Regions from separate parts of the Mus musculus genome. Here region 2 is linked to region 1. A link is a contact called in ENCODE POLR2A ChIA-PET data. All regions are on one chromosome and are shown on one strand. Each heading gives the region's core, a stretch centred on a gene start or an enhancer-like site at or near the end of the contact. The rest is flanking DNA. Distances are from core to core; before and after follow the strand shown.

Evidence for each region. ChIA-PET counts read pairs that join two places held with the same protein, here RNA polymerase II (POLR2A).
Region 2: POLR2A ChIA-PET joins it to region 1 with 18 read pairs in Patski. The contact joins the promoter of S100a6 here to the promoter of Ilf2 in region 1. POLR2A ChIA-PET finds 5 or more read pairs at or near these places in 4 of 5 experiments (Patski and embryonic stem cell).

The regions. Positions count from the first base shown.
Region 1 is chr3:90,473,480-90,478,532 of GRCm38, reverse strand. It overlaps Ilf2 (interleukin enhancer binding factor 2), which reads right to left and starts at 2,332. Exons shown (of 14, transcript NM_026374.3): 1 at 2,288-2,332; 2 at 1,469-1,528; 3 at 1,171-1,213. The coding sequence starts at 2,292. It overlaps n-TMcat11 (a tRNA gene), which reads left to right and starts at 2,602; the gene lies at 2,602-2,673.
Region 2 is chr3:90,611,029-90,616,023 of GRCm38, reverse strand. It overlaps S100a6 (S100 calcium binding protein A6 (calcyclin)), which reads right to left and starts at 3,130. Exons shown (of 3, transcript NM_011313.2): 1 at 2,798-3,130; 2 at 2,120-2,281; 3 at 1,610-1,833. The coding sequence starts at 2,257. The coding sequence ends at 1,702. S100a5 (S100 calcium binding protein A5) reads right to left here. Exons shown (of 3, transcript NM_011312.2): 3 at 4,244-4,513. The coding sequence ends at 4,370.

The sequences.
Region 1 (5,053 bases), core at 1,083-3,582:
GCAGCTCACAACCTCTGACAAGTCACCTCTTCTAGCCTCCAAAGGCACCAAGCACACATATGGTAAATATTTATATAGGCAAGTACTTTATACATACACATGAAATTTTTTAAAAAAGCAAGCCAGGTGGCAGACACAAGTGGGTTTCTGAGTTCCAGGACAGCTAGGGCTACACAGAAAAACCCTATCTAAAAATCCAAATATAAATGAAGAAAGAAAGGAACTGATTATAACCCATCCGCCATGTAATATAGTACACACTTTTAGAACTGTGGAGGCAGAGACAGGCAGATCTCTGATTTCCAGGCCAGCCAAGGTTATAGATACAGACACTGTCTCAAAATAAATAAGTCCTAAAAATTATTTTTTAAAAAGACATTTTTTAGACAAATATTACAATGAAACTGTAAAGGAATTATTTTTCCTACCTTGCTGACTCTGTTTTCTATGTTTTGTTTTTGTTGAGACAGTTCACTCTAGTAACCCAGGCTGACTTTGAACTCTGAACATGGTCCTACTGCTCAGGCTTCCATTTCTGGGATTACAAAAGGATTACAGTCTCTTTAAAGACTGACTGGTGAACTGGCTTGTTTTTTTAAATATTTATTTATGTGTATGTGTGAGTGCCACAGTGAATGCATATGCATCCTGTGTGCATGAGCCTGTGGAAATCAACAGGGACATAAGATCCTTGGAAATTAGAATTACAGACAGATGTGCACCGTTATGCAAGAACTGGAAAAAATTTGTAGCCTCCACTAGAGCCATGTTATACCTGTAGCTATACCTATAAGTAGATAGTGACATATAATAAATACAATAATAAAATAAAATTAGGTGTTAGGGATATAGATCTAACATGTTCAAGGTCCTGGGTTCAAATCTCTAGCACTCATACTAAGTAAATAAAAATTTACACCAGATGTGGGAATGCATGACTGTAATTCCAACATTCAGGAGGTTGAGGGAGGAAGATGGTGAATTTGCAGTCAACTCAGTAAGTATTCATAGAGTTCCAGGCCAGCCAATCATACAGAAGACCCTCACTCAAACAAAGAAAAGATCCACTCTTGAATCCTACTCCAAACAGTATCTGACTCCATTAACAAGGGGGCTCCATTTCTACACCTATAAGTGAACAGGAAAGTCCTCCAAAGCCAAAATACTCACCAAATAAAAATCAAATGGGATATGGGGCACAAAAGGCCTGAACCTGAAACATGAAAACAACCCAAAGTTATTCAAGCAGAAAGCACAAGAGAGGTACACAATGCACCAACCAATTCTGTCTTAAGAATTGGAAAAGTTTCTGAGCTGTATCATTCTTAGCAAAAGGTCAAATCCACTTAGTAGGACATCAGGAAAAGAAATGCTTTTCGTGACTTTCATGAAATGAAATAGAACAATCTACTCCAAACCCCTTTCTACTGAAACAAACCAAGGCAAAGATGCAAACAGCCACACTCACCCTCCACCAGGCCCTCCTCTGGAACCAAAGCGCCCACCACGACCACGTCCTCTGTCACCCCTAAAAATACATACATTTTACTCTCAATTCGCTGAAAAAGGTCTCCATCACACCATCAATGTTATTTCAATTTGACTTACCTTGACCGCCTCGAACTACAGAAGTGGATAGATATTTCATGCTCTCTTCTCCCAGATTCCAAATGGTGCCCAATGACATCCTAATTCTGGACTTTTCCTTTTTCTTGTTTTTGAGACGGAATCTCATGTATCTCCTGCCTTACCTCCCAAGTGCTGTGAGTGCAGCTTTCGACACCACACCCCACTTCTAATTCAGGATTTTATCAAAACTCACATCAGGAAAATACGAGTTTCAGAACCTGATATACATACCCCTACTAAGGTAACCTACGATCGTGAGGCACACCAGTCCTAATATGCACAGTAAAGTGACTTATCATTTATTAATACAGCATTAACAGTTACGAGGCATGTACTATTGGTCAAACACTAGGTACCAGAAAATTGCGCAACGCTCCAGCCTACTTATTGCGCACGGAGGGAGATCTTCCTGGGCCGTTAAGACCTCTCCTCCATCCCCTCCCGGCCCCCGAGACCCAGGTATCAACACAACTCCCCCTGCTGGGCCCCGACCCCCTCCGGGCCCGATTCCCGGAGTCCGCCAGCCTCCTCCTGCTCCACTCCCCCGCGGTCAGGCTTTCCGCCGGCCGCCCAGATGCAGGCCCTTGTTCCTCCGACTCCATTTCAGCCAGGCCCCCGAGACTTCGGCTGGAACTTTCAAGCACCTCTGTCCACTTACCTCATGGCTCGCTTAATCCTGAACAATGGAGGCCACACAACCGCTCTTCGCTGGGAAGAACTAGGCTGGCTGAGAAACGTCTGGCCGGCGTGTCCCAACAAACGCCTGCGCGATAGGCTCCCGCCTCACTCCGTCCCGCGCGTTTATTGGTTAACGCAGCAACCAATGAAAAATGCCCTGTAAAGGAGCCAGCCAATAAGAAGACATAACAGGGATGAAGGCAATTTTCCCCACTGACAGCGGAGGGCGTTCAGAAGTTGAGGCGGTGAATGGTAAGCTCTTCTATGGAAAAGAAGAGAATGCTACCAGTGGGTAGCAGAGTGGCGCAGCGGAAGCGTGCTGGGCCCATAACCCAGAGGTCGATGGATCGAAACCATCCTCTGCTATCGGAGGCTTTGTTTTTAAAATTTTGACAATCTAATTAAATTTTCCTTTCCATAACAAGAAATACAATTCTTTTTTCTTCTCCAACTTTTTTTTTTTTTTTTTTTTTTTAGATAGCGTCTTTTTCGGTCATCCTGACTTACATAATACTCGTTAGTGTAGCCCGAGCTGTCATCAAACTCAGCAATCTCCAGCGTGTGCCGCCTCACCTGAAAACATAACTTTTACCTTATGGAAATATGAGAAATAACTTAATTCCACTTACCACCACTATTCCCTCGATAGCATTACTATTATATGATTCTTTTTATTGAAAAAAATTCATACAATATATCTTTTTTTTTTTTTTTTTTTTTTTTTTTTTTTGGTTTTTCCGAGACAGAGTTTCTCTGTGTAGCCCTGGCTGTCCTGGAACTCACTTTGTAGACCAGGCTGGCCTCGAACTCAGAAATCCGCCTGCCTCTGCCTCCCGAGTGCTGGGTCATACAATATATCTTGATCACATATTTCTCTTCCCCAGTTCCACCAGCTCCTCCCCACTTCGCTATGTTAGGTGATTCTGACAAGTATTGGTGTATTACTTACTTTCGTAGGCATATATTCCTTTCAAGTAACCTAACTGCACCTTCATTAAAATAGGGAATACTTTATCGTGTTAGCAAGGTGAGTCAGCAGGTATAATCGCGACAACCTGAGTTCAACCTCTGAGACCCACAGTGGTGGAAGGAGAGCAGCGATTTCTGCATTTTGTTCTCCGACCTCACTATAAAGGTTGTGGGTGTGGTGACACCCATAAACACAACATAAATATAACAGAATTAAAAAAAAAAAAAAGAACGCTATTTTGGCAAACATGGTGGAGCATGCCTTTAATTATAGCACCTGAGAGGCAGCAGCTGGAGGATCTGAGAGTTCAAGGTCAAACTATTCTATGTAGCCAGTCCATGCCAGGTAAGTCTACATAGGAGATCCTGCCTCACAAAAAGTCTTTCATCATCTCAGAAAGGTAACCATATTGGATTTCTACCATCATGGGTTAAGTTTGCCTTTAGATTTTCTTTTCTTTCCTTTCCTTTTTTCTTTTCTTTTTTTTTTTTTAAGATTGATTGATTGATTATGTATACAGTATTTTGCCTGCATGTATGTTTGCAGGCCTGGAGAGGGCATCAGATATATGGTCCTGAGCCACCATGTGGTTGCTGGGAATTGAACTCAGGACCTCTGGAAGAGCAGTCAGTGCTCTTAACTTCTGAGCCATCTCTCCAGCCCTAGGTTTTCTTTTAATTGGGAGTGGCTCAGAAAAGGCTCAGCAGTCAAGAGCACGCACTGTTCTTTCAGGACTAAAGTTCGGCCAATCTCTTCTGCCCTCTAGCACATTGTACGCATAAGCATGTATACATATACACACATAACTTAACATAAAATACATCTTTAAACCCAACCTTGTGGTGCAGGCCTTTAATCCCAGCACTGGGGAGGTACAGGCAGGCAGATCTCTGAATTGGAGGCTGGCCTTTGATCTACAGAACAAGTTCCAGGACAGCCAGGGCTGCATAGAGAAACCCTATCTCAATAATAATTAAAATAATAATAATAATAATAATAATAATAATAGTTTATTTACTTAGGGACTAGAGAGATGGCCCAGCGGTTAAGAACACTTGTTATTTTACTCTTGCAGAGGACCAAGAAGTGTCAGTTCCCTTCACCCACATGGTGGCTCACAATTGTCTGTACTCCAGTTCCAGGGGGTCAAACATAGTTCTCTGACATCCACAGGCATCAGGTACGCACATGGTGCACAGACATATATGCAAGCAAAGCATTCATACACATAAAAAAGGTTCATCTAAAACATACCTTAAGCTGCTGCAAAAAATTAAGTTTCTTCATTACTATGTGTGCATGGTTTGAGGTAGGGAGAATGTGCCACAGCCAAGTCCAGGTGAGTCTTCTACCTGTTCCTGGGTCCTTAGGATCTACTCCACATAGTCTCTCTATGTAAACTTTGCCTGGAACTTGCTGTGTAGACCAAATTAGTCTACATACTCAGAACTCTTCCTGCTGCAGCCTGCCAACCGCTGTACAGGGGGTACAGCCCAGTTTGTGCCACTATGCCCACCTCTGCCTGTTATTTTCTTTTAATTTTTAAATTACCATCTTTATTTTTGTTTTTTGTTATTTTGTTTTAATTTTTGTGTTTATTTATGTATATGTACGCATGTCTGTGCCATGGCATGCACGTAGAGATCAGAGGACAGCTTGCAGGAGTCAGTTCTCTTGCCTCTCTTTGTAAGTGCCGGGTCAGTCAGAGTAGGTCCTGGGAATGAACTCAAGTTCTCATGCTTTTTTTGTAGCACGTGCCTTTAAACTCCAAGCCCC
Region 2 (4,995 bases), core at 1,881-4,380, 140 kb before region 1:
TAAAAGAAAAAAAAATTCCCCCTTGCCCTCCAAGAGCCTAGATGATTGTCTGACCATCTAACCACAGAAAGAGGAGGGCAGGATGGGACTGGATTCCACCTGTCTTTAACAAAACTTTCCCTCCCTTGACTTGCTTATCATAGATGTACCTCGGATGAAGTAGGGTTGATTGCTGAGAACTAAACGATGGCTCGACTCTTACATTCCCTGAATAGCTAATTCCAACCCCCTCTCACAGCCCAGACCTCTTAAGCTTTGGCTCCCATCCACGGTGCCGCTGGTGCTCCTTCCACAAGGCTCAGAAAATTAACTGACTTTCTTCCTATGCCCACCTGCCAGGCTCCTCCCCCCACCCCCCACTCCTTCTTGACACGCCCCACCACCACCACCAACCGCAGCCTCCCTACCAGTAACCTGCTCTCTGTCCACAAGAGGGCGATCCCTCCACACCCCAAAGTATCAACAACTGGGTGTGGTGTACTTTTCCAGAGCCACTGAATAGAGCCTATACTGAACAGCATGGAATGGGGGTGGCCCACCCGGGGACCCTCTGGCTGTCCAACAACGTGGTAAGACCAGGACACTGCTGGAGAAGAAAGGTTTTTAAGAAATACAGCTGTTGCTGTTTATTTGCCCCACCCAGAGCATGGGAAGACCATTTAACGTCTTAAGTGGATTGGAGAAGGGGTGGGTAGTAAGAAGTGAAAACAGCTATGGTCTCCACATGAAGTCCAGATCTTTGCCCTTCGGGGCTTGGCCAGGATGTTGTCCAACTTGGGTTAGGCCTTCCCTGGAGGAATAGCAACAAATGCTGTCTCCATGACACCCAGACACATCACACACAGCTTCCCCCACACCTATGATTTAACTGTACACAATAGACAGTTACTCCGTTGGCCATCTACTCTGATAGGGATTGAGGGTTCAACTACGTTCCAGGGAAGTAGCCCCATGAGTCATTCTGCAGGGACAGGCTGGGTCAATATTGACAGAAAGGCCTGATGCCGCATCTGGCATGTCTCGGGACCCCAGCCCTGCCCTGTTTGCGAGCACCTCGTGAGTCACATGTGCGTGGAGCTGCCAGCTCCTTAGCTCAACAAAAAGGACCCCATACCTGACACTAGGGACCGTCTCCTACAGTCTCCTCCACCTCCAACTGGAACACAGGCAGCTACGGAAAACTCAGTCATCCTGTGTCCCTCCCTGCTCACCTCAGATGTGCCTCTCCCCACGCCTCCCTCATATAACACACAAACACACAGTGAAAAGGTGGATTGCCCAACGTCAGGGCCCACCTAGTACTCCCTGTTTCACCACACCCAGACCAAAGTGTGTCTGCCAGGAGACTGCTGGGACTACTGCAGACCTGCCTCTAAAGGCCACTTTCTCCTGAAGGTCACTTGATTGAGCCTTTGTTTAGAGTGGCTTTGCCTAGAGGGGCCTCCTCTTCTAATACCCATAAAGATTCCTGGTCAGCTGGCAGACCTGGCCTGGTGGGCCAATGAGCTACTACTCCCAGAGTTTAACTGTGACTAAGACCACTGGATGGTGGGTCCAGCAGCAAGGCAGGAAGCAACTGGAAATCAGTGGGAAGCCAGAACACATGAGTAGGCATAACAAAAACGAAATATTTATTGTATAACTACCCACCACTGGATTTGACCGAGAGAGGCCCCCGGAAGTCATCTCAACGGTCCCATTTTATTTCAGAGCTTCATTGTAGATCAAAGCCAAGGCCCCCAGGAAGGCGACATACTCCTGGAAGTTTACTTCCTGATCCTTGTTACGGTCCAGATCATCCATCAGCCTTGCAATTTCAGCATCCTGCAGCTTCTAATACATTAAGAAGGAGAAGTCCACACTCAGTGGTGGCCAACACCCTAGATTCCTTACCCCTTCCCTGGAAGTCCTCTCTCAAACAAGTGCTCGTTGGGACCAAAGATGGGCCTTCAGCTTGGGTTTACCTTGATTTACTCTCCTCAGCCCCTGCTCCTCCCTCAGGGGACAGGGCAGCATGGAGGCATACGAGCATCCCTCCACAGGAAGTAAGATCAGGAACTGTGATTAAATGCCACTCAGATGAGAGGCAGGAGGGGGAACCGGGACAGGGGCTACTCACGGAGCCAATGGTGAGCTCCTTCTGGATCAACTCCTTCAGCTCCTTCTTGCTCAGGGTGTGCTTGTCACCTTCCTTGCCAGAGTACTTGTGGAAGATGGCCACGAGAAGGCCAATGGCCTGATCCAGAGGGCATGCCATGACTGATCACTGGGCTAGAAGAAGCTGTTTGACAGAGGGGCTAGTCAGTGCTGCTGATAGCAGAGAGTTCTCTCACCACCCCCCTGCCTGAGGCAGTCAGTCTCAAGCCAACACAGGTGGCAGCCGGGGCAACTTAGGTGAGGGATATAAGAATGGAAGGGGCTTTGGGATCTGTGAGCACTGTCCTCCAGGGCTTCCAAGAGAACTAGGGCATATGACTGAGCAAGGAAGAGAATGGAGAGTGCCCCTGGGCACCTCCTGACATAGCCACACACTGGGACGATGACACACCCAGGGCAAACCCTCCTGCACCCCAGAAGAGCAGACTCAGGTTGCCGCCCCATAGGGATGCATTAGCCTCTGGGTTTGCCTGATACAACCCACCTAATCATGGCTCTCCCTGCCTCCCTGGGCTCCGAAAACTTGGATCCCAATGCATTCCACCCACTGAGCCTGCAGAGGCTGACGGGGGAAGGAAGTGGCTTAACCCCTTGCCCAGGAGCAGAAAGACCCTAGAGGGACCCCCCAGCGAGAGCTCACCGCACGGTCGACAGCGAAGCGCCAAAGGAGTGGTCGAGGGGATGGAATGTGTCGCAGTCTGGCCGGCCTTATAGTGGCCAGCATCCGTGAGGTCCGCCCAGGGAGTGCTGGCACGCCCCGACCCCACCCAGCGCCTGAGGCAAGGCAAACGAACATCCCAGCCCCCTCAACTTTCCACGCCCCTGTTGCCTGGACTGTCCAGGATTAGGAGCGGAATGAGGGAGTTTAGCGGGCCCTAACGGGCCCAAAGGAGACCAGTGCAAGCCAGAGGCATCAAGTTTTCTCTAATTCCGTGTTTAGTTTTCCCTTCTGGCACGTGACTCGAAACTCTGGCTTGTGTGCTGAACCTTCTGCCAGCCCGAGAGCAGTGTCCTTAAAGTTAGCATCAGTGTGAGGGGGACTGGGAACCACACTGATGCTGTTGCCCTCTAGTGGCAAGGTCCCCAAGTGAGGGAGGGGAAGCAGTCTGTCTACCACATCCTCTAAGAAATGGTTCTCACTCAACCTGACTAATGCTGCGGCCCTTTAATACTGTTCTTCAAGTTGTGGTGGTCCCCCAATCATAAAGTTATTCTCGTTTCTACTTCATAGCTATAATTTTGCTACTGTTATGAATCTTAATGTGTATATCTGTGTTTTCAGATGGTCTTAGGCAATTCCTGTGAAAGGGGTCTCAACCCACAGGTTGAGAACCACTGGTCTAAATCTTGATATATAGCTAAAGACGTTGATCCCAAAAGGTAGAATTTTGAGCCTTGTATCAAAGGGGGCATGGGGAAAGAACACAGTCTAAAAGATTTTAAACAGCATCCCCCACCAACCATAAATTTCTAGCAACATCACTCGCCTCCTCCCACTCACTGCCTGGATTTTCATCCTTAGAGCAGCTTATGCATGAATGTGCACATAGTAGAGCCAAGCCCAGCGAGCATTCTCAGTTACTCATCTCAAGTGAAAAGTTTTGAACATTTTCTCCTGGGGTGGGGGGGGGTAATGGGGAGGAGTCTTGAGAAGAGGAAGTTGGTAGGGTGTGGGGAGGGATTAGCATCCTGAAGTCACTCTTCAGTGAGTAATGGGAGGGGTGTTCCTGGAAGGGAGAGGAGAAGGGCTCCTGGGGTGGTCTCCTGCGGGCTATCCCCAAGTCAGACCTGCGGGACCATCACTGCTGGGCCACAGCCCATCCCTCTGGCCTCCTAGCTCTCACGGCCTTTTCTCTTGTTTTCTCTGCATCTTTGCTGTCTGGGCAGCTTTGTTATTTTACAGGAGTGCAGAACAAAGTCAGGACACCTCCAACAATGTCCATGATGAAGGACTGCCAGTGAAGAGGGATGAGAGCCCAGCTCCTGCTATCCACAGACCACCTGTGTGTGGCCCAAGGCTTAGTGGTCCAAAATGTCTGTTCTCCCCTGCCTCAGCCAAGACACAAACCACCTTAAAACCAGTGCGTGTAATGGATAAGGCTTTATTTCTCTGCTGGAAGGATCCATCTGGGAGAAAGAGAAGGGCAGGGGCCATAGGAGGGGCAGTTAAAGAGGCTGCAGAGGTCAGGATCAGGAGCTGCCAGTGTCCTGGTCATTTGTTGTCCTCTAGGAAGAAGTCATTGTAGGCCATGCACAGCGTGGTCAGGAACACAGAGTACTCCTTGAAGTCAATCTCCTGGTCGCTGTTTTTGTCCAGGCTCTTCATCAAGTTATCAATGCTGCTCTCCTTCATCTTCTACAAGGGCCCAAGAGGAGGAGACTACTCAGCAGCCCAGCCCCAGCCCACACCTTTACCACAGGACCATATTCCAAATGAATTACAGTAGGAAGGCTTAGTCTAGCCTTTGCTCCTGGGACATCTTCCCATCCAAAGAAATAATAATCTGTAATTCATACCAATTCCTACTGAAAACAGCTTGAGGTCTGGCTATGTGGCCCTGAGCATCATCCTGAGCTAAGTCCTAGACTTATCCTGCTTGCACTGTAAGGCCAAGCTGGTAAAGGATCCAGACATCACCACTCTCTGTAAGATCAGTATACTGGAACTGAGAACCCAGCATGCCCCCTACCCTAAAACCTGGCCTGGCACCAGATGTCCTCCTCCCAGTTTGGTCCCTGCACCCTGGCTCTACTAGGAAGTTGAAGACAGAGCCTTAGGGTAAAACAAGGAGATGCAAATTTGTAGACCCTGCTTTCCCTCCATTGCAATCAGTTCTA